Regions from separate parts of the Homo sapiens genome. Here regions 1 and 3 are each linked to region 2. The links are chromatin loops, found by intact Hi-C in ENCODE. Cell type or tissue: GM12878. All regions are shown on one strand. Each heading gives the region's core, and the rest is flanking DNA. Links, peaks and the distances in the headings are about the cores only. Region 1 has its middle 72 kb from the start of DAAM1. Region 2 has its middle 32 kb from the start of LINC01500. Region 3 overlaps LINC01500 (long intergenic non-protein coding RNA 1500).

Region 1 (10,369 bases), core at 699-8,698, 320 kb before region 2:
GTGAAATCCACAATGACACCTGAAGAAGGAGGTGACTTGACTCGGATTACAGAGCAAGTTCCAAGCTGAGTCTAACTCCTGGACTCATGCTTCCAGCTTTCTGCTCTTTTCTCCAGGCGTTGATACTTTGTTAAACATCCAAGGCAAAGAATATGCAGAGAGAATATGAGTTTATCAAGATAGGTAGACATTCTATCATGGAAAAAGAATGTTTTCTATTGAGTTATTGGGACTTGGGCAAAGCCATCCTTGGCTAATTCTTTTGCTAGCTTTTCCATGAAACAATTGATGGACTGTGCTTCTTCGGTGGTATTTTCATAGAAAATTCAAGTTCATGAACTGCCCAATGATATACAGCACCAAAGTTATATGATGAAAAGCAGAGTTACCAACATTGCCAACAAGCCTTGCGATGAATGGATGTGCTGAGCTAGTACATAAGGAAGGAATTCTGGGTCCCATTGGAATCAGCAGTGATGGAATTCACAGGTACTTAGTGCATGGATGGTGGGAGAGAGGACAGGTTATGTTTGGGGTGGATGGTGCTGAAGGCCACCTAAAATTAGGAGGTAAATACAAGAAATAATTTCACTCAAAATACCATTTCCTTATAAGCTGTTCAGTGCATTTTGGTCCACAAAAGAAAAAGTTAAAATCTTGGAAGTGAAAACAGCTGGAGATCATCAAGCAATCACCAAGAGTTTGCAGAGCACGGCAGCAAGAGTTTGGGACAGATTTTTGAAAACAGAGAACTCTTGATTTAAAGACTGTCAGGGAACTTGGCTGTGTTTTGGACATTGCCTCTACATAGGTCTTAGAGTTCCAGTCAATAAAATAAATGCATATGCTTTACTTAAGCTGAGAATATTCCTGTGCCAGTAACATTCTCTGGAAGGACAAGAAGAGTCCTTCTTTAGTTTAGTATAGTTAGTTCATCAGGCAGCTAGAGGCTCCAGACTGAACAGACATGGAGAGTACAAACGGTGCAAAGTGTCTCTGTCCTTGAATAGCTTACAGTTCAGTAAAGGGAACAGATATGTAAGTACATAATCACAGTAGAGTGAGATATGTGCAATAATAAATATATTTATAAGATGCAGAAGTAGATAATAAGGAGCATTAATTCTACCTTGTAGTAAAGAGTAAAGAAAAGCTTCACAAAACAGGGGACATCTATGTTGGTTTTCTTGCTTTCCCTATTTAATATGAGCCACTAGTAGACCCTTTGTTTCCTTCTTTTAATATGACCTAAAATGATCTAGTCTTCCCTGTTAATAGCATAACCCTCTTAAAAAAGTGCATGGTCTCTTTCTTCGTTTCGCTTCATGGAGGAAATAATTTAAAGTGTACAGTAAGTTTTTTTGCCTATTTGAAATGTTTTTCAACTGTACAGATTTAATAAATTGATACTTTGTGCATATGATTACACAATTTCTGAATGATTGTACAATATGAGTTATTTATCAAGACAATTTGCTTCTTTGGCATAACTATGCTGCAGACCAATTTATTTACTGAGTGCAGGTTCGAATTGAGCTTAACAGGTGAGCCACTGAAACTTAGGGACTGTGGAGATCCTACAATATCTTTTGGAACTAAAGTCTCACACCACGGGTACCTCTGATCTTGATGATGAATGTTCATTTGGGTTCCACAGAAACACAGAAGTTGCTAGCTCTTTTTTTTTTTCCCATTTTAGTCAGTGTAATCTCATGTACACTCTCCACTTCTAACCACAGAGGGTCGAATTGGAAGTGGATTCCATTCTGTTAACAGAAAAGCAATTACTTAACTTATAAATTTAGAAAGAAGACCTTATTTCTTATAAAGGGTTACAGTCTGCAAGGTGGCCATTCTGAAAGGCTGGGAAGCATAGCCTCTGGCCAAAGCCCAGACACAGGTACTGCAAGGGAGGGAAAGAGGAGACAGGAATTTGTGCTGATTTCAATTATTTGTGATAGTGCTTAGTATTTTCATAGATAATCTTCCCCTTTGCTTTTGGGAGCATGCTCTGGGTGAAATGCCCAGACACTTGGAATTCACTTCTTCAAAATTCTTTTACTTTTTCCTAGGGACTTTAAGCATAGCAACAACCTTATTTATTTGTTATTTCTCTTCAACTTCCTTCATCATTTTTTTCCACAGTTTGTCCATGTAAGTGTTTGAAGATTGACTTGCTCTCCTGGGAGTTTAGGTTAAGGGGAGATGGGTGGGAAAGGCATTCCAAGTAGAAGAAACAGGATGCACATACACATAAGGAATTTTTTAAAAAGCAAGGCATTCAATAATACTGGGGAACAGTATGCAAGGGGCTGAGCAAAAGGGGGGAAATAGGGCCAGAAAGGGAGGCAGGGACCAGTTATGAAAAACCGTGTAAACTATTTTGACCATGACATCAACATAGGTTTCTAAGGTGGGGAGAATCAGGATCAGATTTATGTTTTTAAAAGATTGCTGTGATGGCAATGTTGTGACTAAGATTAGGCAAAAAGGGGGAATTGTCTGGGAAACAGCAGGAAGAGACTTCCAGTCCTTTAGTTGAGAGACAGTGAAGCCTTAACTAGGGCAATGGAAATGAGATCAGGGAGGGAAGGACAGGTTTGAAAGCTACTTCAGGAGGGAAAATAAGAAGAGTTTTATAAGAGAATTGGTTTAAGTGGTGAGTGAGGTCAGGTAGGAAAGATCATGAGGTTTCTGATTTTGGTGAGTGGCCAAATGGGGAAACCATAAAAAAGAAGAAATATGGAAAGAGGTACAGGCTTGAGGGACAAATAGGCCTGACATCACCATGGAGTGTCTAGTTGAAGATCAGAGGAAGATGGAAATGCAGGTCTGAAATTGAGACTAGAACTTCGGCTGACAATATATAGGTGTGGAAAACATTAGCAGTGGAAAACAGGAGGACGTCTGCTCAGCCAATGACCTAGGCTTCAGGAATTATGTCTTCCTAACCACAGCCTCCGCTGTAGAGGTGAGCCTTAGACAATGTTGTTCTACCATTATTTCAACATTCACTTGACAAGTACTTTTTGAGTCCTTATTGTGCCAGGCATAAGTGATTATATGGTGACCAAGATGGACAAGGTCCCTGCCTCCTGGAGCTCACATTCTAGTTCATGATACAGGTGGCAGGAACAACATATGCAGTGGGCCTTAAGCAGAAAGAACCTGACATGGTCTAGGAGCTTCATCATGAAATGAAGCTTGAGAGGTGGGCCAGGGCCAGATCATTTGGGGCCTTGTAGGTCATGCTAATGAGAATAGAGTTTTTCTAAGTCTCTGAGGATTTGCAAGCAGGACAGTATTGAAATGGGCTTTATCACATGTTCATCTCCACTTCTAACCACAGAGGGTTGGATTGGAAGTGGATTCCATTCTGTTAACAGAAAAGCAATTACTGAATTTACAAATTTAGAAAGGAGGCTATCTTATAAAGGGCTACAGCCTGCAAGGTGGCCATTCTGAAAGGCTGGGAAGCATAGCCTCTGGCCAAAGGCCAGAAACAGGCACTTCAAGGGAGGGAAAGATGAGACAGGAATTTATACCGAACAGGTTGGCCAAGTATACATATTCAATGGGTTATAGAGGAGCTATGAATATTCATGATGAGGGTCATCATACATATTCAGGTTGAGTAAACATGTATTTTACATACAACCCATGTTCACCCTGAGGTGGAGACTTAACATTTAAATGCATTACAATTAGGCCAGATATGTCCAAATGTGAAGCAGAGACAGGGAGGCACTCAAGTACACAGCCTGTAAAACCTGCCAGAGCCAGTCCATGGCTGGTGGTCTCTAATCAGGAGAAAGTTACAGAAATCAGTCTCTTGTTCAATCGAAGCTGTAGTTGTGGCTTGTGAAACAGGGAGTCAGTCAGCATCTGATGGTGGGTGAGCTGCAGTTATTTCAATATTGCTTATCTTGAGGTCAGTGCTTGTTTAGCTTCAGAGTAAGGAAAAACCTTGTGGCAGTTAGAACCTAGTTTACTCTTTAAGTGTAGGAGTGCATGACTTAACCCTTGCCTGGTGTGGCCTTAGGTCCTATTTAGAATTTGGTATCTTATTGCCATAAAGAGTCCATTCTGTCAGCCTTATTTTAACATTAATGCTGGCAAGTTGTTGGGTCTAAACTGCAAAAGGGAGAGGGTATGATGAGGCTTATCTGACCTCCTGACCCATCATGGCCAGGAACTCAGTTTTTAAGGTTTCTCTGGGGTTCCCTTGGACAACAGGGGGTCCATTCAGTGGGTTGGGGGGCTTAGGATTTTATTTTTAGTTCTCAATCCTTAGGCTAGCTGGTGATTTCTGACAAAGCCTAGTGCAAAAAGATTATCTGGACCAATCAAGACTTTTTTTTTCCCATCAGGAGTTTACACTGATAAACATTGAGTAAATGTGGCAATTAGTAGAGGTTGCTGAAACTGACAAGATGCTGCAAGATAGAGAAAGAACCATTATGGACTGTGTGCAAACTAAAGTTGTGAGAAAGCAGAAAGCATCATGCAGCACAAGTGATGTGGCACAGGAAGACAGAGCACGCCCCTGTTCTTTCATTCCTATGAGACACCTTTGTTCTTTATTGCCCATGTGTGTCATTAAAACAAACTCTTCCTTATTTGAATCATCTCTGTGAACCTCTCTTATAACTGAAAAGACTCAATTAAAACACCTAGGAAGAGTGGGTAAAGAGAGAAGGGGACAGAATTTACTGCTTTACCCTCTGTGACCCCGTGGATGAGTCATATTTTTATTGTAGCACTTAGAGGTTAGATTATACTTGTTTCTTTGTATGCTTCTCCCATGATTTGCATGACTTATTCATTTTGGTATCTACAGTACTGACCTTCATGCCTTGCACATTATTTGACACTCAAAAATGCTTATTGAGTTGAATTAAGCATGGAACCCTAAAATATTTTGAAGGTTGAACTAAGGAGGGAAAATAAGTACAAAGAGCAGTTTTAGAAGAAGGAATTACAGTAGCGGTACACGGGGAACCAAAATGGAGTGGCATCTGGAAAGACAAGGATGTGAGAGAATATCATAAGAAGGAGTGGTCAAAAGGACCAAATGCTGTAGAGAACTTAAAATAGCAAGGACTAAAAATGCCTATTGGATTTACCAATGGTTTTATCACAGAGATAGAAGGAAAGGTCATATTGCCATCTACTGAAAAAGTATAGTCAGCAGGGGTGGATGATATTTAATAATTTATCACAGCATATGCTGATCTTATTGATTTCCCCAAAATCGAATTACAGACTTCCATTTATATATAACTGCAAAACAAAGGATAAAGCTTTGGTCATTGAAAGGAGATGCATAATATTTTCTATAAATAAACAAATGAAATAAACATTAAAGATTCAATATGCTTAGGTTAATATACACGCTCATCAATTTTTTAGGTTTTATTTTTTAGAACAGTTTAACATTCAAAGCAAAATGAAGAGGAAGGTAGAGAGATTTCCTAATACCCCCTGCCTCACACATGCATAACTTTCCTCACTATCAACATCCCCTTCCAGAGTGGTACATTTATTACAATTGATGAACCTATACTGACATGTCATAGTCACTCAAAGTCCACAGTTTATATTAGGGCTCAATTTTGGTGTTGTATATACAGGTTTGGACAGTTAAGTAATGACATGTATCCACTGTTACACTATCATGGTGTAGATTAACTGCCCTAAACATACTCTGTGTGCTTCTCCTATTCATCTGTCCCTCCCCACTAGCCTCTGGCAACCATTGGTCTTTTTACTGCCTCCATAGTTTTATCTTTTACAGGATATCATATAGTTGAAATCATACAGTATGCAGCCTTTCAGATTGGCTTCTTTCGCTTAGTAACATGCATTTATGTTTCCTCTATGTCTTTTCAAGGCTTGATAGCTCATTTATTTTTAGTGTTGAATAATATTCCATTGTCTAATGTTCCACAGCATATTTATCCATTCACTTACAGAAGAACATCTTGGTTGCTTCCAAGTTTTGGCAATTATGAATAAAGTTACTATAAACATATATGTGCAGGTTTTTGTGTGGACATTTTCAATTCCTTTGAGTAAATACCAAGGAGCACGATGGCAGGATCATATGGTTAGAGTATGTTTAGTTTTGTGAGATACCTCAAAATTGTCTTCTAAAGAGGCTGTGCCATTTTGCGTATTAGTGAGAGCTCCTATTGATCCTCATCCCCCTAATCATTTGATGCTTTCAGTGTTCTGGACTTGATCATTCCACTAGGTATGCAGTGGTATCTCATTGTTTTAATTTGCATTTTCCTGATGACACATGATGTGGAACAGCTTTTCATGTGATTATTTGCCATCTGTATATCTTCTTTGGTAAGGTATCTATCTGTTGAAGTCACTGACTCATTTTTAATTGAAGAGTTCTTTGCATATTTTTGATAACAGTTCTTTGTCAGATGCGTCTTTTGCACACATTTTCTCCCAGTCTGTGGCTCTTCTTCGCATTCTCTTAACATTGCTTTTGCAGAGCAAAAATTTATTTTAATGAAGTCCAGCCTATCAATAATTTCTTTCACAGATCATGCCATTTGTGTTGTATCTAAAATGTCACTGCCATACTCAAAGTCATTGCCATTCCCAAAGTTGTCTAGGTTTTCTCCTACGTTATCTTCTAGTAGTTTTATAGTTTTGCATTTTACATTTAGGTCTATAATCTATTTTGAGTTAATTTTTGTGAAGGATGTAAGGTTTGTGTCTAGATTCTTTTTTGCATATCGATGTCCAGTTGTTCCAGCACCATTTGTTGAGAATACTCTTTGCTTCATTGTATTGCTTTTGCTTCTTTGTCAAGGATCAGTGGACAATGTTTATGTTGGTCTATTTCTGGGCTCTTTATTCTGTTCCATTAATCTATTTGTCTATTAATTCACCAATACCACACTTTCTTGATTACCATAGCTTTAGAGAAATACTTGAAGTTGGGTAGTGTTAGTCCTCCAACTTCTCTTCATTTTTTGCTGTGCTATCTGAATCCTCACTCCTCCTTTGGCTCTCTTTTTAAATTTGTTTGTTTTTGAGACAGAGTCTTACTCTGTCACCCAAGCTGAAGTGCAGTGGTGTGATCTCGGCTTACTGCAAACTTTGTTTCCGCAGTTCAAGCAATTCTCATGCCTCAGCCTCCCGAGTAGCTGGGATCACAGGCTTGTGCCACCACATCCAACTAATTTTTGTATTTTTGGTAGAGATGGGGTTTCGCCATGTTGGCCAGGCTGGTCTCGAACTCCTGACCTCAAGTGATCTTCCCACCTCGACCTCCCAAAGTGCTGGGATTACAGGTGTGAGCCACTGCACCTGGCCTCTTTTAAAATTTTTATAATTTTCTGCTGAATGTTATCAGAAAGTTCTGGGAGATAAAGTTCTGGAAATTGAATATATGTGGTAGGAAGATTAACCTTTGACAGTCTTTGTTTTTTGTGTTTTTCCTGCAGACTTACATCTAATGAAGGAGGTTGTGCCTGTGTCTGAATGCAGGAGGGGTCCTATGACTCTGGTCTTGCTATAGAGTCACCATCTATAATCAGCCTCTTTTCTTTCAGATATTATTTGACTTTGAACTTTTTAGCTTTTAGTTGTTTGCTTGCTTTCTTTCCTCCTTCACTATGACAAGGAATGCTACATCCTTTTAGACCTGCAATTTTGGTTGCCTGTTTTTCTATTTTATTGCTTTGCAATCTTCTGGGGCTCTGCATCCAACACATGGCTCTCCTGAATTTGTCTTTTTCTAATATAAAAATATTCATGCACTTGGGTTTCTTTCAATGGCACCTGAATTTCTGGCAGGTGATTTTCTCCATTCAAGGTTGTGCTGTGAGTGAAACAGCCCTCAGCCATTAATGTCATTTGCAGAAGGTTCAAATCTGCTATCAGGTGGCTCTAGCCTTATTTATGTTCTGCTTGGGTTTGTTTTTTTTTTTTTTTTTGCTATATTTTTCTATTTCATCTCACTTGGATAAATGGCAGTCTTCTGTGGCTACCTCTTTGTAACTAGACAGATAAAGCTGACCAACTTCATGCCTTCAGGAAGTTTCTCCTCGACCTTTTTAATGAATAGAAGTTTCTCTTTGTTTTTCCCAGCTTTTTGTCTCTCTTTATAAGCCAGACTTAAAGAGAAAAAATGTATAATTTCAGTAGACTCCCAAAACCTGCTGTGGGAGTGGGAGTTGACAGGGTGTTAGGGATGACCTCAGGTAGGTGGTTCACAGGGATCTTCAACAGGACTCTGTAGCGAAAGTCCTTCTCTTGACCCCAGAGACAACTCTGAACCATTCTTCCACTGCCATCAGCTTTTCACTAACTTTAGCTGTGAAGAGTCAGCAGTTGCCAGAGTGGATACAAGGTTAAGGGAGAATATTACAATGAGGAATACTTGAACTTAGCTGGAATCTGGAAGAATCCAATAGAGAGGGAGAACCTGAGATGGAGAAGAGTCCTATCAAAAGGGTTGAGTGCCTAGCCCAGGAATCAACCTGAGCTAGTAATTAAGATGCCTTCACGGCCGGGCGCGGTGGCTCACGCCTGTAATCCCAGCACTTTGGGAGGCCGAGGCGGGTGGATCATGAGGTCAGGAGATCGAGACCATCCTGGCTAAGAAGGTGAAGCCCCGTCTCTACTAAAAATACAAAAAATTAGCCGGGCGCCTGTAGTCCCAGCTACTCGGGAGGCTGAGGCAGGAGAATGCCGTGAACCCGGGAAGCGGAGCTTGCAGTGAGCCGAGATTGCGCCACTGCAGTCCGCAGTCCGGCCTGGGCGACAGAGCGAGACTCCGTCTCAAAAAAAAAAAAAAAAAAAAAAAAAAAAAAAAAAAAAAAAAGATGCCTTCACACAGCAACTGATCTCTTGCCCATATCAATAATTTTATCACTACTACTATTAGTTGGGTGGCTTTGGGGAGTTAATGAAGATTACGGGATGAGTGCTAAAGATTTTGATGATGTGCGTTGTCTGTTTACTCTGCTGACTGTTCTTTTTTGCTGTGAAAAAGCTCTTTAGTTCAATTAAGTCCCAGCAATTTATCTTTGTATTTATTGCATTTGCTTTTGGGTTCTTGGTCATGAAATCCTTGCCTAAGCCAATGTCTAGAAGGGTTTTTCCAATGTTATCTTCTAGAATTTTCATAGTTTCAAGTCTTAGATTTAAGTTCTTAATCCATCTTGAGTAGATTTTTGTGTAAGGTGAGAGATAAGGATCCAGTTTCATTCTCCTACGTGGCTAGCCAATTATCCCAGCACCATTTGTTGAAAACGGTGTCCTTTCCCCACTTTATGTTTTTGATTGCTTTGCCAAAGATCAGTTGGCTGTAAGTATTTGGGTTTATTTCTGGGTGCTCTGTTCTGTTCCATTGGTCTATGTACCTGTTTTTATACCAGTACCATGTTGTTTTGGTGACTATGGCCTTATACTATAGTTTGAAATTAGGTAATATGATGCCTCCAGATGTGTTCTTTTTACGTGTCTTGCTTTGGCTGTGCAGGCTCTTTTTCAGTTCCATATTAATTTTAGAATAGTTTTTTTCTAATTCCGTGAAGAATGATGGTGATATTTTGATGAGAATTGCATTGAATTTGTAGATGGCTTTTGGCAGTATGGTCATTTTTACAATATTGATTCTATCCATCCATGAGCATGGGATGTGTTTCCATTTGTTTGTGTTGTCTATGATTTCTTTCAGCAGTGTTTTGTAGTTTTCTTTGTAGAGGTCTTTCACCTCCTTGGTTAAGTGTATTCCTAAGGTGTTTTTTTTTTTTTTTTTTTTTGGTTTTCATTTATTTATTTATTTATTTTTGCAGCTATTTTACAAGGGGTTGAGTTCTTGACTTGATTCTCAGTGTGGTCGCTGTTGATGTATAGAAGAGCCACTGATTTGTGTATATTAATTTTGTATCTGGAAACTGGAGTGTTTAGGGTTTTCTAGGTAAACAATCATACCATCAGCAAACAGTGACAGTTTGACTTCCTCTTTACTGATTTGGATGCCCTTTATTTCTTTCACTTGTCTGACTGTTCTGGCTAGGACTTCCAATACCATGTTGAAGAGGAATGGTGAGAGTGGGCCTCCTTGTTTTGTTCCAGTTCTCAGAGGGAATGCTTTCATCTTTTCCCCATGAGTATTATGTTGGCAGCGGGTTTGTCATAGATGGCTTTTATTATATTGAGGTAGGTCCCTTGTATGCCAATTTTGCTGAGAGTTTTAATCATAAAGGGATGCTGGATTTTTTCTAATGCTTTTTCTGCATCTATTGAGAGGACCATGTGATTTTTGTTTTGAATTCTGTTTATGTGGTGTATCACATTTATTGGCTTGCATATGTTAAATCATCCCTGCATC
Region 2 (10,369 bases), core at 967-8,966:
AAAATAAACTGTCATGAGGTCATGAAATGTTTGACAGGTCCTTGCTCATGTAGAGTTTTGAGTACTCTACATGGAAGAGCATTTTGCACTGCTTCAAAATTTACTTTTTTTCCCCTATTGAGTAATCCCAGAGGATATTTCACAAGAATTATATGGCCTAGGCTGCTGTAACTTTGAAATGTATCATCTATTTTTTATCCAGCAAAGTAAATTATCAGTTGACAATTATACCCATTAAACTATATTATTTGCAAATTCTGTTCCCCTGAAATACTCATTGAGTCTGTCACATAATTTCTGCTTACAAAGGAAATGAAATAATCAATTTTCTAAACTTTTTTCTTCCTTCTCTTTTATACAAAATTTCAATTTCTAATTCAAATATTTAATTTCAATTTATATTTCACTAAATGGATCAAGAACCCCATTGGTAAAAGGTATATTTAAATACATATAACAATGACATAAATGTTTCCACATTTATGTGGAGAACTTTATTCTCCCTAGTCCTTTCTATTCTCTCCCATTTATCCCTAAACAATAATTCCTTCACAAATGTATCAATTTAATACAGGAAAGTTGACAATTTCTAACACTGAGGTATTAATGAATGTGGACAAACCAATAACTATTTCAATAGAAAATGCCACACAGGTAAGTGAGAATCAAAATGAACACCCAGATTCCCTAATCTACCTTTAAAAAGTGAAGAAGTGATCTGAGTCTCTAAGTTATCTTTCTAGTTGGAGCAAGAAGAATATTCCCATGGCAATGTCTTAGGCATCAACCATTTCAGCATCAATTCATTCATTAGTCTAAAATTCATTATATGCCTACTATTTATGCACCAGTGAGTATTCATTCTTAAAATGGAGATAACTGAACCTTATTATCTTATGAAGATAAAGTTTGTGAGGATTAGATGATTCATGTAAAGTACTTAGTACAGTGTCTGGCACAGAAGAAGCACTAAAAGAAAGCTAACAATGGATAACATTGTTGACAACAATAGTGGGCACTGGTACCACAAAGATAAATATTACTTTTATTAATCTCAGGTTGCTAAAGATCTAGCAGGGCAGATAGATGTGTGGCTATAACAAGGGTATATAGTGGCACCATAAATAAAATAACACTGTCTCCTGGATTTCCCAGAGTAACCCAGATTTCAAATATTCTGCCCCATTGACAGACCTTGAGTTCAATTCATGTCTGATTATCTTATGTATGAAATATGGTTTCTAGGGTGCGGTGGCTCATGCCTGTAATCCCAACACTTCTGGGAGGCTGAGGCGGGCGGATCACCTGAAGTCAGGAGTTCGAGACCAGCCTGGCCAACATGACAAAACCCTTCTCTAGTAGAATTACAAAAATTAGCTGGGCATGGTGGCATGTGCCTGTAAACCCAGCTTCTTGGGAAGCTGAGGCAGAATTACTTGAACCCAGCAGTTGGAGGTTGCAGTGAGCCAAGATCGTGCCATTGCAAGGCAGGCAGATCACCTGAGGTCGGGAGTTCAAGACCAACCTGAACAACATGGAGAAACCCATCTCTACTAAAAATACAAAATTAGCCAGGTGTGGTGGTGCATGCCTATAATCCCAGCTACTCGGGAGGCTGAGGCAGGAGAATCGCTTGAACCCGGGAGGCGGAGGTTGCGGTGAGCTGAGAGCACACCATTGCACTCCAGCCTGGGCAACAAGAGCGAAACTCCATAGCAAAAAAAAAAAAAAAAAAAAAAAAGAAAGAAAGAAAGAAAAGAAAAAGAAAAAGAAATATGGTTTCTACAGCTATAATAAAAACACAATGGAAACAATATAGCATTGAAGAGGCATTAGAAACTCTTACTTTTAACTAATGTACAGTTTTGTTGAAGAGCCTTATGCACATGGAACCATTAAAAAGCAAGATAAAACAGCAAATAATCAGGCTCAATTGCTTAGATCAGATAATGAGTGTTAAAATGCTAGTAAGAATTCAGAGTGCTTACTTTATGAAGAAACTGAAACTTGCATGCAAACTTAAATTGGGTCGGAATTTCATAACAAGAGATGAAGTAACAGGGAGAGGCTGAGCATCATTGTATGTGAAGAGGACAGTCAAGGTACAGGTCCAACTTCAGGTTCTAAAACTGCTTCCTCAAAAATGAAAAAGCAAACGTGTTGAGAATAGTAGGAGAAGACAATTCTACTATAAATAATAGTAGCCAGGAACAATGCTTTAGACAACACACTTCTTCAAGCAGCTGGAGAAAAGGAATTCACTTGTCCCTGGACAGCTTAGTGGAAGCTGGAGGTATAAAAACACTTTATTTAGCTGCAAATCCCCTTGCATGTATTTAGTACTTTTAGCTTTGCAAAGTCCTTGCTGTATGGTCTCACTTAAGTCTCCCTTGCTGCAGCCAGTGACTGAGTATGAAGCAAGATCCCCTTACAGCCCTCAGTTGTGTGTACAGTACAGTTTTCACAGTTCTAAAACACTGGCTAAGTAATCCATGTCTCTACCTTGCTGAATAAGAAAGCACCATTAATGGAATTGGGCCCCTAAGAAATGTAAAGTCAGCCTCAGTTTGGGAAAGACATTTGGTTAATGTTACATAATCACTGATTCTTATTTCCTTCTTAAATTTTGGATCTCATTTGAGACCATTTGGAAGCTAAATAAGAGCTCCTATATTATGGATTTCCTCATGTAATAAGTGGTAGGCATGTAACTGTGTTCTAGAGGAATTCAGAGTAAAAGAACAGCAAAGCATTAAAAGTTTTTTCAAATTGTCCAATAATGTAATATAGTAAGGGTTGTCTTTTGATTATGGAAATATATATACTGTAATATGTGCAGCTTTCCTGAACCATGCCTTCCCACTCCCTTGTGTTAGAGAAGTAGAATGTGCCCCCTCTACCAGGGGTATGAGATGTTTGCAGTCGATGCATGTCAAGCAGATTGACAGCATCCCCAGTTGCGTTTTAGCATTTTAGTCTGTGATAGCTACTCTTGGCAAACAAAGAAGTCTGGCTTTAAGTGGAGTTTACAGCACGATACAGACCCAACCTAGCTCTTCATAACCATAAGACTGTGCCTTTTCCCATCTGGCAGAGAATAATGACTTCGATTTAAGAACATCTTGATTCTGTTCGCTCCAAATACATTTACAGTGAAGGCATTGACTCTTTTTGTAAGTTCTTTCAACTTCCTCACCCCCACTGTTCAAAAAAGTAACAAATATGTACAGGTTAAGCAGTTTGCCTCCCATCAGCTGGAGAAACAAGATTTGACTAAAGTAGTCATTGTTGGGAGCCACAGGACAGAGCACCTAGAATTTAGGTGAATTTAGAGAATAAAGTTAAGAAGAATCAATAAACAGTGGAGTTTAAATAGCTACAGAAGCAGGTACCTCTATGAAATAGTTTACAAGGATATTGCTCCTGAAACTGGAGAAATTGGTAAATATCCTCAGGAAGATGACTGAAATGAAACTGACAGAAAAGAAAACTCACTGAAACATAGCTGGCATTGGCCAAGGATTGTTTTAGAAAAAGGTTTTCTTTTCTTTTCTTTTTTTTTTTTAAGACAGAGTCTTGCTCTGTCACCCAGGCTGGAGTGCAGTGGTGCGATCTCGGCTCACTGCAAGCTCTGCCTCCCAGGTTCACGCCATTCTCCTGCCTCAGCCTCCCGAGTAGCTGGGACTACAGGTGCCTGCCAGGACTACAGGTGCCCACCACAACGCCCGGCTAATTTTTTGTATTTTTAGTAGAGACGGGGTTTCACCGTGTTAGCCAGGATGGTCTCGATCTCCTGACCTCGTGATCTGCCCACCTCAGCCTCCCAAAGTGCTGGGATTACAGGCATGAGCCACCGTGCCAGGCCTAGTAAAAGGTTTTCAAAGGCAATGTATTAGCGAGGATTTCTTCATGTTTATCCAGCATCTTGAAGGAGAAATAACTCTAACACAAAAAAAACAGCCCTCAGAAATACCTACTGTCATTGCTATCATTCTATGTTGACGAAGGCATCTCTGGGCCTTTACCTTAGGTAGCTGCATGAAGGTACTTGCCAGAAAAAATACCCCCGCAGCCATGTATGACGCAAAGGATGATTCTAACAGGTTTTTTTTTGTACCAAAATAGGAATTCTGGTTTGCACATCAATGCCTTTTAAGTTTCATTAGTAAAACCTGGTCTCCTACGGGTTAATCATCTCTGTGTAATTAACTAAATTAAGTTTCTGAAACTATGAAGTGAAAACCACAGCTCACCATATGGGATGCCCTCTCCAAGGTACTGATTCCCCTGGGGTCCTGCCCACAGCTGCTGGACAACCTCACTCTGGACCTGTCTGTACCTGTGGCATCCTCCATTCAGTGGTCTAGATCAGTGCTTCTCAAGCTTAGGGTGCTTTCAAATCACCTGGGGATCCTTTTAATATGTAAACCTCTACATACACTCAACAAGCCAAGCAGATGCATTATTTTTTCTGCCCGGAATCTAAAGTGTTTCAGTTTCCTTATCCATGAAGTAAGAGGTCTGAAGAGCTCTCGATGGTGAACAGGTTTGCTCTCTTGAACCATTTGTGAAGGATTGGTCATGAGTGTGGTAGTGTTATGCTGGGAAGGAGTCTGAAGTTGTCTCAGGAAAGAACAATTGGTCAATAATGTCTGCCATGTGTTTAGCATAGCAGACATGTCATATATTAAAAATCCCATATAAATAATCTCCAAACTTCCTAACTTTCCATGATTCTTGGAATTCATAGTATTATTTTAGACATCATGGGAAAGAGAGAAATGTCTTTGCATAATGAAAACAAGCCATCTAGAATCCCAATATTTAACATCTGTGAGTGTGTTTGTGTATGTGTGTAACAGGAACAGTTGTTAAGCCCAGACTTTTGAGTTCACATTTTCTCTAGAGAAGTTCCAAAAATAACACATGCCTCTGGCTTGCTGGCCTCTGTCATCGTGGTACACAGCTTTGTCTGTGTGGTCAGGAGTAAAATGAATATGTCTATCACACTGCCAGAATTTCTACGTGCTGTTATGAAATAATTAGTTAAATTTTAATGAGACATGGAGGAGATCCAGGTAAGCCATGAGGAAGTTGTAAAAAAACGAGGAGAATTTCCTTTTTTTAACTTCCTTGTTCTTGTTATTATTTAATTTACTATATATTAATATCTAGTGGAAGCAAATCACCTAAATGTCTAATGTTAAGATATACCCATCTGATGAACTGTTACATAGCCATTAAAATTATCAAGGAAATCTTGTAGTAACAATGTGAAATATTTATGTTGTAAGGTAGAAGGAAAATGGAACATGAAAATGTTCACAGCTATTAAAATATATCCATCAGAAGGGGAAAGAAGGAATGAAAGTAGCTTCAAAATATTGTTGTTTTTGAAGAATAAGTCCACAGGTACAATGTTTCTTAATTTTTTAAGTTTGTTACAATAAATATATATCTATGCAGCTTTTACAAAGGGAAATAAATTACAAAAACTTACTATGTTTGGTTTAAATGAATGTTTCCCTTGTTAGTTATAGAAGTAATTTAACAATATTAAGGCAAACTGGGAGTGTGGATTCACCTATAATCTCATTACTTGGCAACCTGACAATTTTACTTTTAGTTTATTATCATAAATATATTTTGAAGTTTGAAATAAAAAATGAGAAAAGTGTCTGTGCCTGAACTGTTAGTTTGTAAAACTCAAAGGAAGCTAGAAATGTCTGTAATTTTAAAAGGAGTTATACATTAACTCAAAACCCATATCTACATAAGCTCAGGACTTCAAAATACGCCACCTTCTGATTGGTAATGGATCGATGCAAAGGATTCAGACTAGAGTTATTCTATAAATGATTTTATGTCTTTCAGTTTTAAGCTGACTGCAGGGAATAAAAAGCCAGCTTTTCCCATATGTGAAAAGACATCAAGATAACAATAATATAAATAACAATTATCTAGAATTTTTCCACCTACAAAGCACTTTTAGCTGACTTATTCTTAGCAACCCTTGGAGGTAGGTATAATTATGCCTTCTTTATAGATTAAGATACTGAGGCTCAGAGACATTAACAGATTACACAGTTAAAATGAGATACAAATTTGAATTCCCAAGCATTTTCACTACTGCCACGTGTAGAAGCTTGAATGTTTTGATGAAAACTCTACCCTCCCTTTCAGAAAGAGAAACTCTACCCTTCGTTTCAGAAAGAGAAAGATCCTGTCATCAAGAGATCCTGGTTAAAGCTTTTAGCACAGTCATTCTCAGAGAAGCACAGAAGTTTATGAGAATCATTTGTAGGAGCTTTTACTTTTTTTTTTTTGGCAATTTTATAACTTTATTTGATGTATCTGACGATCAGGGATTAGTTCTCATCCACATTGACTGTCTGTAGATTTTTGAAAGTGGTAACAGTTACATAGGTAACCAAAGTATATAGCTTATTTGGTGAATCTTCATCCTCATTACGTTTTCTGGACAGCCTCACATGGATTCGGTATAGGACATTCCTTATTCCTTTGGCCCAGACAGCTTTGTTGAGCCTGGTGTCAATGCGCACATCTGGAGTTCCCATCTCCTTCATGGCAAATTTCCGAATCTCTTTGAGTGCCCAAGGTGCACGTTTCTTGAAGCCCACTCCATGGATGCGCTTGTGAATGTTGATGGTATATTCTCGGGTTACCACTTCGTTGATGGCAACGGCCCGTTTTCTTCTCGCCACCCTTCTTTGCGGGAACCATTCTGCCGCGTCCAAGTTGGAAAGGCGGGGCTTTTTCAAATGTACACTACCACCACCCTGAGGTTCTCTTATACCTCCCTAAAGGCAATGTGTTCCCTATGCCCAGTGAGAATTGTGCCCCATTGTGCACTGGCATTAGGGATATGCAATGTCACTGTTTTCTGTCATTCACCTGTGCTAAGGCAGAAGATGGATTGAAAACTATATGCCATAGTTCTGTTCTTCTGTTTTGGCAGAAGAAAAACTCTAGGGAATGTAAAGCCTGCTGTGGCTAAGAGTTATAAAGGTCCTAGAGCTCTAGACAGCCTGGACATGTCAAGAAAGATTCCAAAATTGGGTAGTTTTTCTTAAAGAAAGGTCAGAATTCACTAGAGTGAGACTCAGGGTGTGCGTTCTTCTCCATTTGTGCACCACCCCACATCCATCCTCTGTTCCTCCATGGCAGCCTAGGTCCTCAGGGAACTGATGCTTACAGATAGCATTCTCTAAGTTTTTTTGTGCTTGGGTTTTTTGTTTGGTTTTTTTTTTTGTTTGTTTGTTTGTTTGTTTTGTTTTTTGAGATGGAGTTTCACCCTTGTTGCCCAGGCTGGAGTGCAGTGGTGAGATCTCAGCTCGCTGCAATCTCCGCCTCCCAGGTTTAAGCAATTCTTTTGCCTCAGCCTCTCAAGTAGCTGGGATTACAGGTATGCGCCACCATGGCTGGCTAATTTTGTATTTTTAGTAGAGACAGGGTTTCACCATGTTGGTCAGGCTGGTCTCGAACTCCTGACTGCAGGTGATCCACCCTCCTTGGCCTCCCAAAGTGCTGGGATTACAGGCGTGAGCGCCCGGCAGTATTCTCTAATTTCTTCAGGCTCAGATGCCCCGGACGGTTCAGCCAATGGAAGGCAACAGCAGGAGAGATGAGGGTATTTCTCTGCTGCTCGCTCCCTACTCAGCTTCATGGTTCACAATCTGGCAGTGGCACCATCCCTCCCTGACTGTAGCTCCTGATGCAGTTGCAGTCAGCTCCCCTTCTATAGCCCCAATTTTTAATGGGCCTTAGTAACAACACTCTTCCTTCCCCTCCACTCTTCAGTTCTAGGAAACAGTTTCTCAATGTTGCTGGTCCCTGAGTGCTTCAACATTCCTTGTTGGTCCTTTTAACCCTGCCACAGCTCTGTAAATCGTCCCTTTATGAAAATTCCTACTTACACCTAGTTATTCATATTTCTTTCAATCCTGCTCAAAACTCCCTTTAAATGCTATGCTACTGTGATTAGTTGACATTACTGCGTGGATATCTTACTAAAGGATATGCTGATATTTTGTTAATATGTAATCTAACCTAAATAATCCCTAAGGCTCCATGTGGCTCAGTCTTAGCTGTGAGTCACAGTCAAAAGAAACATAAATCTGGCTTCGTAAACTTTGGACCATATTGTAGATCTTTTCTGTAGGTTTTTAACTAGGCCATCTAGGGGTTTTATACAGGATATCAAACAGAAAACTTCCCAGAAATTATCTTTAGGCTCCAGTACTTAGTTCTGAAATTCTGCACACGGTAAAATTGCTAAAATTTCTCCTACTGTCTCTCATTTTGGAGGGTGCCTCACCACAATTCTATTCATTTCTCCACTTGTCTGTGAGCACCTTTCCTGGCTTCCCAGCCAGGTGCGACCATCAGGACTTACCCAAGCTCTGGCCACCTGGTTGGAGAACTCACTCTGTAACCCCATGTTACCCCATCCTTTCTCAGTCCTATGAGAAGGAGGCATGTAGCCTTCTGGGAATTCCTCTGATGGCTTTTCATAAATAAATTTCATGAAAAATTTCAGATGAATAAAATTCTTCCCTTCACGTTGGTGAGAACATTTTATATACTAAAGTTATCCCTGCCTAAGGGGAAAAGTCTTGCCCTTTATACCTCAAGCCTGTAGCCTAAACAACACTGAGCCACCCAAATACAAAACATACTTACTACCCAGGAGAAAGTGAATAGTTTTCCTTAGGGAGAGGAGCCTGAAGCTGAAGACAGAGAAGAAAAATCACACCAGTAGAAAAACCCACGGATGAACGTCATCATACTCAGTGTTTATTTATTTTAGATAATAGTTTGTGCACTAAGAAAAAAATTAAGATGTTTTATTTCTCTTTCTAGAAAGAAAAAAGCAGACATAAACATTTTTTGAAGGGACTGAAAGTATCTCACTAAATAAAATATGGCAAGCCTGTGACCAAATCTATGATGAAAGAGCAAAAAGAGTATCAAAATCATACAGGGTTTTCTTCTATAGGAAATCCAGACTGCGAGTCATTAAGCCCTACACATTTACCCCAAAAATTCAGTTCTGTGGCACAGAATTTGGAATAATTATACAAAATTATAGGTAGATTTGGGGCAAGAATAATCTCATCAATTTTCAATGTCACTGCCACAGCACAAAGCAAAAGTAGAGAAAAACTTGAGAATTGCACATACTTTGTCTCGAGTTTTAAGTTCCCCATCTAATTTACATAAGATGCCTTAACATTCTTTGTCAAGGGCAAACTCAACAACCAAGACAGTGGAGGCACAGATGGAAACAGCAGGTCACAGGGGCCATGCATTTGGCCAGCCAGCCTGCCCTGGGAATCACTGACATAGGACCAAGAAGAAAAAAATGCGCCTTTTTTCTTGTAAGTCAACATAAAATTCTGGGACATCTTTCTTCATCTACTCACTGATATGTAGAGAATGTATCTGAGAAAAGATGGGTAATGAAGTTAGAGATCTGTATGGCTTCAATCCTGAATAATTCACAGGAAATTTACTTTATGGGCAAGCAGCTGGACCAAGAGGTGGCCTCCAGGGACTCACTGCACTAAGAATTTCCAGCAAAAAGAACAATGCACAGATGAGGCCATTAATGTCCCACATATTAAATTACTGCAAATATTTCTCAGGTAGAATAACTCTATAAAAGGGAACCCCTGCTCTTTTTTTTTTTTTTTTTTTTTTTTTTTGAGACAGAGTCTCGCTCTGTCGTCCAGGCTGGAGTGCAGTGGCGCAATCTCGGCTCACTGCAAGCTCCACCTCCCGGGCTCACGCCATTCTCCTGCCTCAGCCTCCCGAGTAGCTGGGACTACAGGAGCCTGCAACCACGCCCGGCTAATTATTTGCATTTTTAGTAGAGACGGGGTTTCACCATGTTAGCCAGGACGGTCTCAATCTCCTGACCGCGTGATCCGCCCGCCTTGGCCTCCCAAAGTGCTGGAATTACAGGCGTGAGCCACCGCGCCCAGTCCATCCCTGCTCTTTTCAATTCCCCAAGAAGTTCAAGGAAAGCCTAATAGAGATAACGCATCAGTGGTGGACCAGGTAAAGAAAACATGGTACATATACACCATGGAATACTACTTAGCCATAAAAAAAGAACAAAATCATGTTCTTTGCAGCACCATGGATACAGCTGGAGGCCATTATCCCAAGCAAATTAATGCATGAACAGGAAACCAAATACCACGTTTTCACTTAAAAGTGGGAGCTAAACATTGGATACTCATGGACATAAAGATGGAAACAAAAGACACTGGGGCCTAACTGAGGGTGGAGGGTGGGAGGAGGATGAGGGTTGAAAAACCACCTGGCAGGTGCTTTGCTCACT
Region 3 (10,369 bases), core at 1,103-9,102, 88 kb before region 2:
AGCTAAATTAAATATAATGTATATAAAGTACTTTCGTGCTTGGCACATAATAAACACTCAATAAAAGGGTTTATTGTTAAAACCAACAATTGGGCTGGCTGTCCCTGTTTCATGTATTCACGAACCTTATATCTATCACAGTCTTCAGAACACTAATGTGATTTATTCTGTTTACTTATCTGTCTACCTCTGCAACTAGGATTAGTGTAATAAATGTAATAAATCAATGTAATTTGTTGAATTACAAAGTGTCAACACTTGACTCTGGACTTTTTTAATTATTATTTTTTATTATTATACTTTAAGTTCTAGGGTACATGTGCCCAACGTGCAGGTTTGTTACATAGGTATAGATGTGCCATGTTGGTTTGCTCCATCCATTAACTCATCAATTACATTAGGTATATCTCCTAATGCTATCCCTCCCCCAGACCCCCCAGACCCTGATAGGCCCTGGTGTGTGATGTTCCCTGCCCTGTGTCCAAGTGTTCTCATTGTTCAGTTTCCACCTGTGAGTGAGAACATGTGGTGTTTGGTTTTCTATCCTTGTGATAGTTTGCTGAGAACGATGGTTTCCAGGTTCATCCACGTCCCTGCAAAGGACATGAACGCATCCTTTTTTTATGGCTGCATAGTATTCCATGGCATATATGTGCCACATTTTCTTAATTCAGTCTATCATTGATGGACATTTTGGGTTGATTCCAAGTCTTTGCTACTGTGAATAGTGCCGTAATAAACATATGTGTGTGCATGTGTCTTTATAGGAGGATGATTTATCCTCAAGGATCTAGAACTGGACTTTTAATAAATAGTTCTGCTGCCACTGAACTCCATTGACTTCCAAAAGATTAGCACATTTTCTTGATCATATTTTCTAGCCTTTTGTCTATTGGTGTAATCTAAACAAAAATCAAAGTTTTAAAAATGTGTCTGGATATAATTGTACTCTTAGAATGTTCACATATATGGGACAACAGAAGACCCTGGTTCAAAGATTCAAAGATTGATTATTCTGGAACTCACAGTACAGCTCTGAAATGGATGAAGTATATCCTGTGGCTGACCATGTACGATGAGACAACCATTACATCAAACCTCTGAACCAGAGAATGAAGAGTTTGAAAGGGAGTCTTCTCTTGTGGTCAATTCTAGGAGACAAAATTCAGAAAATCCACAGAGGCTGGAAAATAATTTGTAGGGAAATGAAAAGCAAAGCCAAAGACTCCTTGAACTTCATCTAGTATTGTAAATAACCTAGTGGCAAAACATTAGATGTTTCTGCTAAAATATCATTCTTAGAATATTAGCATGCTTAAATATGTCTGGAAAATCCTTAATGACTCTACATTTTGCTAAGTCCACAACTCTTTCATCTCCTTCCAAAAGCAGTGTGATAAACAGGTATCATTCAGGGAGGATGAAGGTTTCTGAGCTTTACTATATGAAAGAGCCAATTCCAATTTCCCAAAATACCACTAAAGAAGAGTAAAATCTCACAAAATGCAACAGATTCATTGTGCAATGGTGTTGAAGCAGATGGGCAAGGGATATGAATGGGACAACAGAAGACCCTGGTTATGCTAATAAAACCCTCAATTTCACTTTCACCATTAGCTTATATTCCATTAAAGAACTCTCAAAGAGAAGTATGTATTTTCTCCAAGTAGAAGAGTTTTGACCCAAATTCTTGGGCCGCTATTTTTTCATTGACTTCAAATGAAGACTTTTTTTGATGATAATACCATGGTTTCCACCCTGCCACTCACAGCCCTGCCTTAGCAAGAAGGTAGAGATAAGATTCTACATGACCAGCATTTGAGCACTATTACTCATGTCCTGATTCACAAATAGAACTTGACAGGAAGAACAGACACCTTTATAAACTAACACTAATGTGTCATGAATATCAAAAATATTTTGAAATTGAAAGTGCTCGAAACATTTTTTTAATCAAAATACCTGTATAATTTATATTCAGTCAGTCATGTGTTATTTAATTGCCTGTCACAAAGGGGAGGTTGTGTTCTCAAAATGTAATTTCCAGAGGATTACAAAGTATGGCAAGATGCCAGTCACTGAGTCGGTTTCTCAGTAACCAGTAGCAAGCTCAAGATTTTGCATGGAAAATTCTGCTTCCCAAAGTCAGTTACCTATGCTGCACAAAGGCTATCTTTCCTGAGTAGCACATGCCAGGCATGCTCTGCTTTGTCCAACAAATGTGCACTGAGAACCCACCATGTCCCTGACCCTACACTGGGCAGTGGGCACACAACTGTGCTGAAGTTTCCAAGATCTCGCAACTCAAGGGATGAGACAAGCAAACCAAATACAGTTGCAGTACAGAGCCATAAGGGCTCTGATAGGAGACAAAAAGCATCAAAATAATGTGAAAATTAGTACCTACAGAATGCAGCAGAGGATAATCCGACTCAGCTAGATAACTTTAGTTGATGGAGAGAAATGAATGTGTTATCTAAAGGGTGTTGAAATTTGCCTCTACGTACAAATCTTTATAATAACGTTCTTCCACATTCTTCTCACAGAATTGAGGGAATTCTTGAACCCATACCTCTCTCTGGCCAAATGGGATTAGTCCATATAACTCAAAGCATTGGGGGGTACTGATGGAAGGAGGAGGAGAGGGGAGAAGTTAACCTTTTGGAGCAACACTTATTTTTTACTCCTGAAGCAATAAGCTGGCTTCAAAGTGTAATGATGATTAATAATTCTCAATAACTACTATCTACTCTCTAGACCTTTCCTTCTCTTTTAAACCATAGGGAACTCTCCGATGAACTCATCTCAAAAGCATGTTAAAAAACAAAGATAATATGTTAAGAGAGATGTTACCAAAAGCAATTATAAGAGGATGACATGGACTTCTATGAACAATGACAAAAAAAAGTAGGTTAACTTTGGCATTAACTGAACTGAAACTTAAGGAAAACACTGAAGATGATCCATGGAAACTTTAGTTATACTCGAGCATGGGCAATGAAGCAATAAACTTGTTTTTGAGCAGCCAATTGTAGAATAGTTACAGCTGAGTGTTAACAAGACAAGCTGGTGAACATCTATCTTACTTTTCTTTTCTTTAAGAAAGATGACCTTCAGATGGAAAAGGATAACACAGATTGGATAGAGAAGAAGGCCATAGCAGGGACATTGTAAGGAAGCCTCTAATTCCAGTGAAGTTTCCCCAGGGTTTCTGGATGATTGGGAATAATCATCACAGCCCAGATGGGGTTTCTGAAGTACAAAATGCATGAGGATGGGTTCCCCAGAAGTAGATGCAAAGGATTTGCATACAAGCATTTTATTTAGGAGGTGATGTCAGCAAGCATGGGTAAGAAAGTGAGGAAAAGAGAGAGAAAAGAGAAAGAAGACAATATAGGGAGAGTTACTGACCAGGTGACCTCTGCAGACAGCTGGGGCTCCATCCTGCCGAGAGAACTCTGTGAGACAGTGTAAAAATGTCTAGGAGTGGTCCTATCCATGGCACAAGGAAGCTGGGACATCACCTCCAACTCTATCAGTCAGTAGCCAAAAGTTCCTTCTGGGTCATTGACTCTCCGCCATTCCAACCTTCCTCATCATTTGAGCCTTAAAAAAACAACTCTGGTAGAGATTTATAGGTGCTTGTGATAGAACTCTATAGGCTTGCTAAGAATGGTGAGAGCTGAGGCAGTATGAGAGGGATTTCAACAGTACTTACCACATGTGAAGAGAAGGAAATGGGCAAGAAACTGATGATAAATCAATGGAGACCTAGTTTTCAAAGAGGGAAAGTGGAGTTCTACAACTGATCTTGGAGAACTTGACATTAATTTGGGGGCAATAAACATATGTTATAGGGATGTTTTGGAGTAACTATAACAGAAAGCAGAAGTGATGAGAATCCAGCAAGAACCTTATTCGATTAACTTCATCTCTCTTTTTTAACAGGGTCACTAAACCGGTAGGTGGAAGAAATGTTATAGACCAATGTAACTATTGTATGCAGGTCTAATTTCCTTAGATAGCATGAAATTGACCAAGCTCAACCACAAGCTATCATTATCCAATGGCCTACTCAGACACCAGTTTGCCCAGCTTCAAAGAATACAATTTACATGGTATTCTGGGTGAATGTAGCTCTCTAGAACACAATATCAAATGCACTGTAACTCATGCCCCCTGAAGTTGTGGCCCTGTGACACACAGTAGTGACAGCACACATAAAGTTATTCAACATCCAGAGGAGACTTCAACTCCTCCCTCGGAAAGGCCCTCCAGTCTAGAGCAGGAGAAGCCAACAACCCAAGAATCTCCACTCAAGATTGTGAAGCTCCTCTTGAAAGCTCTTGAATTATGCAAGGCATAATATCAGAAGATATAGCTGAACAAATTCAACCTTTGTATTCCCATGGACACCCACGGATATCACTCATACAAAAATTCAGAAAATTCTAGTAGCATGCCAAAAACGATTTTTATCAATGACTTGAGTGTCTCTGTTTATATTCTTTCTATCTCTCATACACATACATATCACATACACAGTATACTCATTCACCTGAAGCAAAGTATAGTAAATTTGTAGATTACATACAATTGGGAAATGTGATAGATACTGGGGGTTGGGCTGCTCAATCTCCATTTTGCCTTCCTTCTGGCTGAAGATTATGGAGAACTTTTAAAAACAGAAAAAGCAAACAACTCTTGTAACTAAGATTCTGGATACAAATTGCCTAATTAGCACCTCTCATGAAGAATGTGGGAGGTGGAAGTGAAGCAGATCCCACTTTTCTGCCCTTTTTGATATTTCTGTGTTCCACTTTTCATGGAGAGGCTGTGGAGATGCGAGGCTCTCCTGCAGCAGTGTTTCAGTGTCTCTTCGATATCTTTCTAGGTGTCAAAAGGTGTGACAGCAACAATGGTGGTAGCATTTTCATTCCTAGATCACACGTAAGACTTTGTGTTCTTGAATGCACAACTTCAGAAGTGGCCTTGGAGGTAGTAACTCCTCTGTTGGGAAAATTCTGTAATGTTCTGAGAGTTATTTCTGAAGGCTCAACTTAAAATCTATTCTTCCAGTACTTCCAATGATTTGTTAAGAATAGTATGTGTGAAATTTCTTCATGGTGAAAATCCCTAGAGAGGTCTCTGTCTCCTGCACTGAATACTGACTACTTAGAAGAGTTGATAAATACATTGAATGACAGAATTAGGGTTAAAGGCAAATATAACATGATAAAACTGAATAAGGATAAAAGTCTGTTAGGTAGGTTCAAAAGCAATTGCACATCCGTCAGCTAGAGGCAGTATAACTTCACAGCATCATAAGAGAAAAAGCTTAGAGAGAGGTCACGAAAGATGGTAATGTGGTATCCAGAAAGAACAAAGTTATGGACATGCTCTGCTGGTCTATTCTGGTAAGACCACACTGAGAGAAAAGTGATTAATCCTAAGCATCATGTTCTAAGAAGGTGAACAGATCCCTTGAAACATCTGTGTTTTCCTACAGCCAAAACACAGATTAAATGGCATCAAGAAAGAACCAAATCTATTTCACAAGAAGAATGGCTGAAGAATATGGGAGGTCCCCGAGGACTAGAAAAGATTCAAGGTGGACCAAAATAGCCATCTTTAAATATTTACATGGTTTCCTTGCGGAAGATTGATCAGACTTGTTCTGTACATTTCAAAGATTTGAAACCAGGACCAAGAGAGGGGAGAAAGAGGGAGCCCAAGCTAGACACCCTATAGTAAAAGATGTCAGAATACGGAAGGACTGATTTGGCAATAAATTTTTCAACATTTGGGATATGCAAAAAACAAAAAACTGGAGACTCACTTGATAGGGTGACTGTGGGACACACTCAAGCATCAAATGAGTTGCTGGTCTTAGAAGGTAACCTTTAAGGCTTATTCCAAATCCAAGAATTTTTATAGTAAACTTTTTATTATAAGACTAGTAGGGTATTTCTAGAAAACTCACACATAACTCACTATTCTCAGAGACACAAATAATGCACCCACATCCCACCACCCTTCAACACACACACACACACACACACACACACACACACACAGTGGAGGTTGTCAGAGGAAGCTGAAAGCATTCAAGGTTTGGAATTAGGTAGATGGGGCCTCAAATCTTGGCTCTACTCTTTACTACTTGGATGACCTTAAGCAGCTTAAATCTCTGGTTCTCTGTTTGCTTATTGGTGAATAATGATACCTGTCTTGTAATTTTTAATGAAATTAGAAAAAATATGTCTTACACTGGATAAATAAAATTATTACTAGAAGGTTATCATCTTCTAATACTTTAAAACTCTATTCTTTACTTTTTAACCCTTACAACCTGCTAGACAAAAGCCAATAAGCAAAGATTTTGTAACTATTCTAAGTTGGTGTTTTCCTTGCCATATTTATAAGTTCTCTATAAAGTTGGCAGCATAGCATAATGGTTAATAATGAAGGCTCATGAGACAAGAAGATCTAGGTTCAAACGCCAGCTCAGCCTCTTCTTTACCACATGGCTATAAACATAGTCTGTAAACCAGGAACCTCAGTTATCTTCTCTGTAAAATGGGGCTGAAAATAGCACCTAGATTAATAAGGTTTGGTAAGGATCATCAAATAATGCACATGAAGCATTTTGCCCAGTGCGTAGCTCACAGTAAGTGCTCAGTAGCCCTTTCTAACCGTAATTAAACAATAGTGATAGTGATGACAAAAGCACAAACTCTATGAGCACCAATCTAAAACGTTAATGCTACTGATTTACTTATCTTTCAATACTTTCATCCTGGACCTACTATAGCATTCCTTTTTGTGATGAGATTATTTAGATATTTACATGGCTAGACCGTACTTCACACTGATTTCTGATTGCCTTCACTTTTCACAGAGATGGCAAGACAAATCATCATAACCTAATCTAGCACATCATTGGCTGCAGACCTATTTGGGAGGCCTGTATACCAGGGAGGCTAGGAAAACACGACTTCCTACTGGCAGCATTAACTCAACAAACCTCCCAGGGGAGCAATAAAAACACAGTAGCCAGCAGCCTTAATGAGGACATGCTTAGAGCACAGGGTAATCTTATAATGCGCTGAGCGCCCTGTGGAATTCACAGGAATTTGATTTAGCAACATTAGATCTCAGTTTCTCAAAATATTAGCAATATGATTTGTAATAATTGTCTCTTATTTTAGCTGATGACATCGCAAATTACAAGTGTTATTATGGCATTGTTTATAGTTCAGAGATCTTACCACAAGAATCTGCCTTTCAGCTGTTGGCAGATGTAAGTGGAGTTTGCCTTTGTTAATACAGCACATGCCAAATTTTTCCTCAAGGCCTTTAATCAGAATGTTACATATATTAGGACACATGAGCAGCCTTTTTCTGCAGAACAATGAAAAAGACAACCTCTACTCTATCATTATAATATTTTTAATGAAACCATCTCTTTCACTCCAAAAATCTCTTCAATTGTGCATATTTTGTCTGCAGCAAACCTCTAAAGCCCCAAGTGTTAGGTTGGCCCTACTACCTTCTAAATTAAAATGGCCAAGAAAGAATACAAGTATGAGAAATGGATCCAGCCTCGGTGGCTCCCACCAGTAATCCCAGCTGAGGCAGGCAGATCGCTTGAGCCCAGGAGTTCAAGACCAGCCTGGGCAACGTGGCTAAACCCCATCTCTACTAAAAAATACAAAAATTAGCTGCGTGGTGGCACGTGCTTGTGGTCCCAGCTACGTGGGGGGCTGAGGCAGGAGGATCACTTGAGCCCAGGGCGTCAAATCTGCAGTAAGTGGTGTACAACACCGCTCTCCAGCCTCAGTGATAGAGTGAGACCCTGTCTCAAAAAAAAAAAAAAAAAAAAAAAAAAAAGTGTGAGAAATGTGTTAGGCACTTCAAGAACTCCCAGATTCCACTTCTCAAGAACTGTCATCTTTGGGGTTAGAGGTAGTAATAGAAATGGTAACTACACCAAGTGGCATTGTCATAGGCAATGCCAAGGGATAGCTGGGAGGGAGTGTATAGAAAAGAAAAATTTTAGGGTGAATATTAGTAACTGCCAGCAAATGGAAGAACATTTATCAGCTGTTTCAAAGGCACTAAGATAAATCTAAAAAGAGATCATCATAGGAATGAGTTGAATATATCCTAATTGGGGACTAACTTAGGTGAAATTTTCACAGTAATTAACTGGCATGTTAAAAAAAAAACTCCTAGAGTCACTTGAAGATAAAAGCTAGTCACTCAGCATGTGAGTCTATTACTTGAGTTAATAGGCAAAAAAAGGAAAAACACTGCATAGAAGTACCTCATCTAATTGAGAGTCACGCCCTGTCATCTCATTTATTCAGGGTATAATTGAGGGATTCAAGGCTACAAAGCCAGTCTCCTCTGAGCACCAAATTAGATGGCCAGCCAAAAGCACCTGCACTATGGGCATGTTCCATCCCCTCTCTATGCTTCAGTTTCCTCCCCTGTTAATGAAGGTACAAATACAAAGCACATAGTAAACAGTGCTCAATAAATGTTTGCTGTTAATTTTATAGTTATTTTTATTATTACTGTTGTTATTACATCTACTAATTTAGCCATAGGAGAGGCCCTTGGGCTCTATTGAATTTATTCATTCACTTCTAAAAGTGTATGGATAGATAGTTTCTCAGTTGTAATAAAAAAAAATTACACACGTTTTTGTCATCCTCTTCTCTTGATTTTCCCCATTGGCCACCTTCTTAGTGTCCTTGGCAGGTTCTTTCATTTCTCCCACACCTCTTACTGGAGGGACACCCCAGGGCTCAGCACTTGCTGCTCTTTCCTCTATCTGTACTTGTCCCTTAGGGATTTCTCATCAGATGCCCGCATGGTTAACTCCCTCCCTCAGCTCCTTTAAGGTTTTCAAACCTTATCAATGAATTCTACCCTGACCACCTGTTTCCTCCTGTGTCCTGACCCCTGTCCTTGCATTCCCAACCCTCTTTTTTGTTCTACCTTTTTCTATAGCACTTATCCCTTTCTAACATACTATAAAATTTATGAATGTATTGTTTATTGTTTGTCTCTTCCTGCTAAGAATGTAAGAGACCAAGAATCTTTGCCTGCTTTGTTCATAAATACATCCCAAATACCTAAAAGAGTGTTTGACATACAGTAGGTCCTAAGTAAAAGTTTGTCAAATAAATAAATGACTAATAAAAAACCCAAACGTTTGTGGGAACACATGGATACCCAGAATAAAGGCTACATTTCTCAGTCTCCTGTGCAGTTAGATACAGCACACTGAGAGGGCAAAAGGCTTCCAGAGAAACCACATGTATTATAGGAAGCACTAACAATGGTCATCCTGATGGCATCTTCTGAACTCAACAACCTTCATTTTCTCCCCTTCTTATGAAAATTAGACAGAAGAACTCATTTAGCATAGAGGCAATTTTACACACCTCAATAGCCTTTAAGGGAAGTCAAGTCACTGATATTGATAATAATTATCTTGAATTATCAATATATCAAAATGAATTCTTTTTTATGTATTCTAAGTAGCCAAGGACATACATTTAATAAAGATAAATATATATAATCTTTAAATTATACATAATGTATTTTATATGTATATGTATCTATATTACATGTATATGTATTATATAGTATATGTACATTATATTATATAGTAGCTAAAATAAGAAAAGTCTTAGCACTTAAAGGATGGTAGTCTTTAACGATCTGGAAATCTACCATTTCCCATTGATGTCAGATTCAATGGGTAAAGATAAACTTTCTTTTTCTAAATGCAAAATTAAATAAGCCACTGCTTTTAAGTCCTCTTATTAAGTACTGGAAAACCTAGTCAATAAATGAGAACATAAGAAGGACTGAGAGCCCTATTGGCCTAGGTGGTATTTTATTCATTCATTTAAAAAATAATGGCCAGTGAGTATGTAAGGCCCTGTGTTAGGTGCTGTGGGGCTCACAAATCTTATACAGGTGGAGGTCCATGTTCTCATGGAAGTTATCATCCAAGGCATGATACAGGAGATCTCCTGGAGGAAGAAACAGCAAAGGCTACAGAGAATGGAGAGCCACCTGTAGTAGGGAAATAAGGATGCCTCGATCTTTCATTTAATTAATATGATCGAAGAGCACACTGAGCCCAGCCAATCTCATAAAGAGCCAAGTTTGTGACATTCCACTGAAAACCTAGAGATAGTTAATCCTAAAATACCCTCCAGCAGCAAAATTCTGCCTTGGAAAATTCCCTTTTCCTATGACTAACATGTGATTTCAGTCTATTGCCCAGTGCCATATTCCCCTTATCTCAATTATCCTACCCATCTGGCCCCAAATGCTGGTTCAT

What was found. Hi-C counts contacts between places; a loop is a spot of excess contacts. Peaks named below come from ENCODE experiments on the same cell type or tissue, not always from the same donor. Only the 100,000 strongest peaks of a DNase experiment are listed, where the experiment ranks them.
Region 1: it touches region 2 in a loop (2.3-fold over the local background); 1 of 110 quality-filtered maps calls a loop at or near these places.
Region 3: it touches region 2 in a loop (2.3-fold over the local background); 1 of 110 quality-filtered maps calls a loop at or near these places.

The regions. Positions count from the first base shown.
Region 1 is chr14:59,111,513-59,121,881 of GRCh38, reverse strand. No RefSeq gene overlaps it. Among named protein-coding and RNA genes, the nearest start is that of DAAM1, 72 kb to the left of the region's middle. In GM12878, for the core only: no CTCF peak of the experiment used is centred there; a DNase peak (open chromatin) is centred at 4,641.
Region 2 is chr14:58,791,029-58,801,397 of GRCh38, reverse strand. It overlaps the pseudogene RPL31P4. Among named protein-coding and RNA genes, the nearest start is that of LINC01500, 32 kb to the left of the region's middle. In GM12878, for the core only: a CTCF peak has its summit at 5,802; a DNase peak (open chromatin) is centred at 4,227; H3K27ac peaks cover 449 bases.
Region 3 is chr14:58,879,580-58,889,948 of GRCh38, reverse strand. The region is part of intron 1 of LINC01500 (long intergenic non-protein coding RNA 1500); the gene reads right to left. Among named protein-coding and RNA genes, the nearest start is that of LINC01500, 56 kb to the right of the region's middle. In GM12878, for the core only: a CTCF peak has its summit at 5,298; no DNase peak of the experiment used is centred there.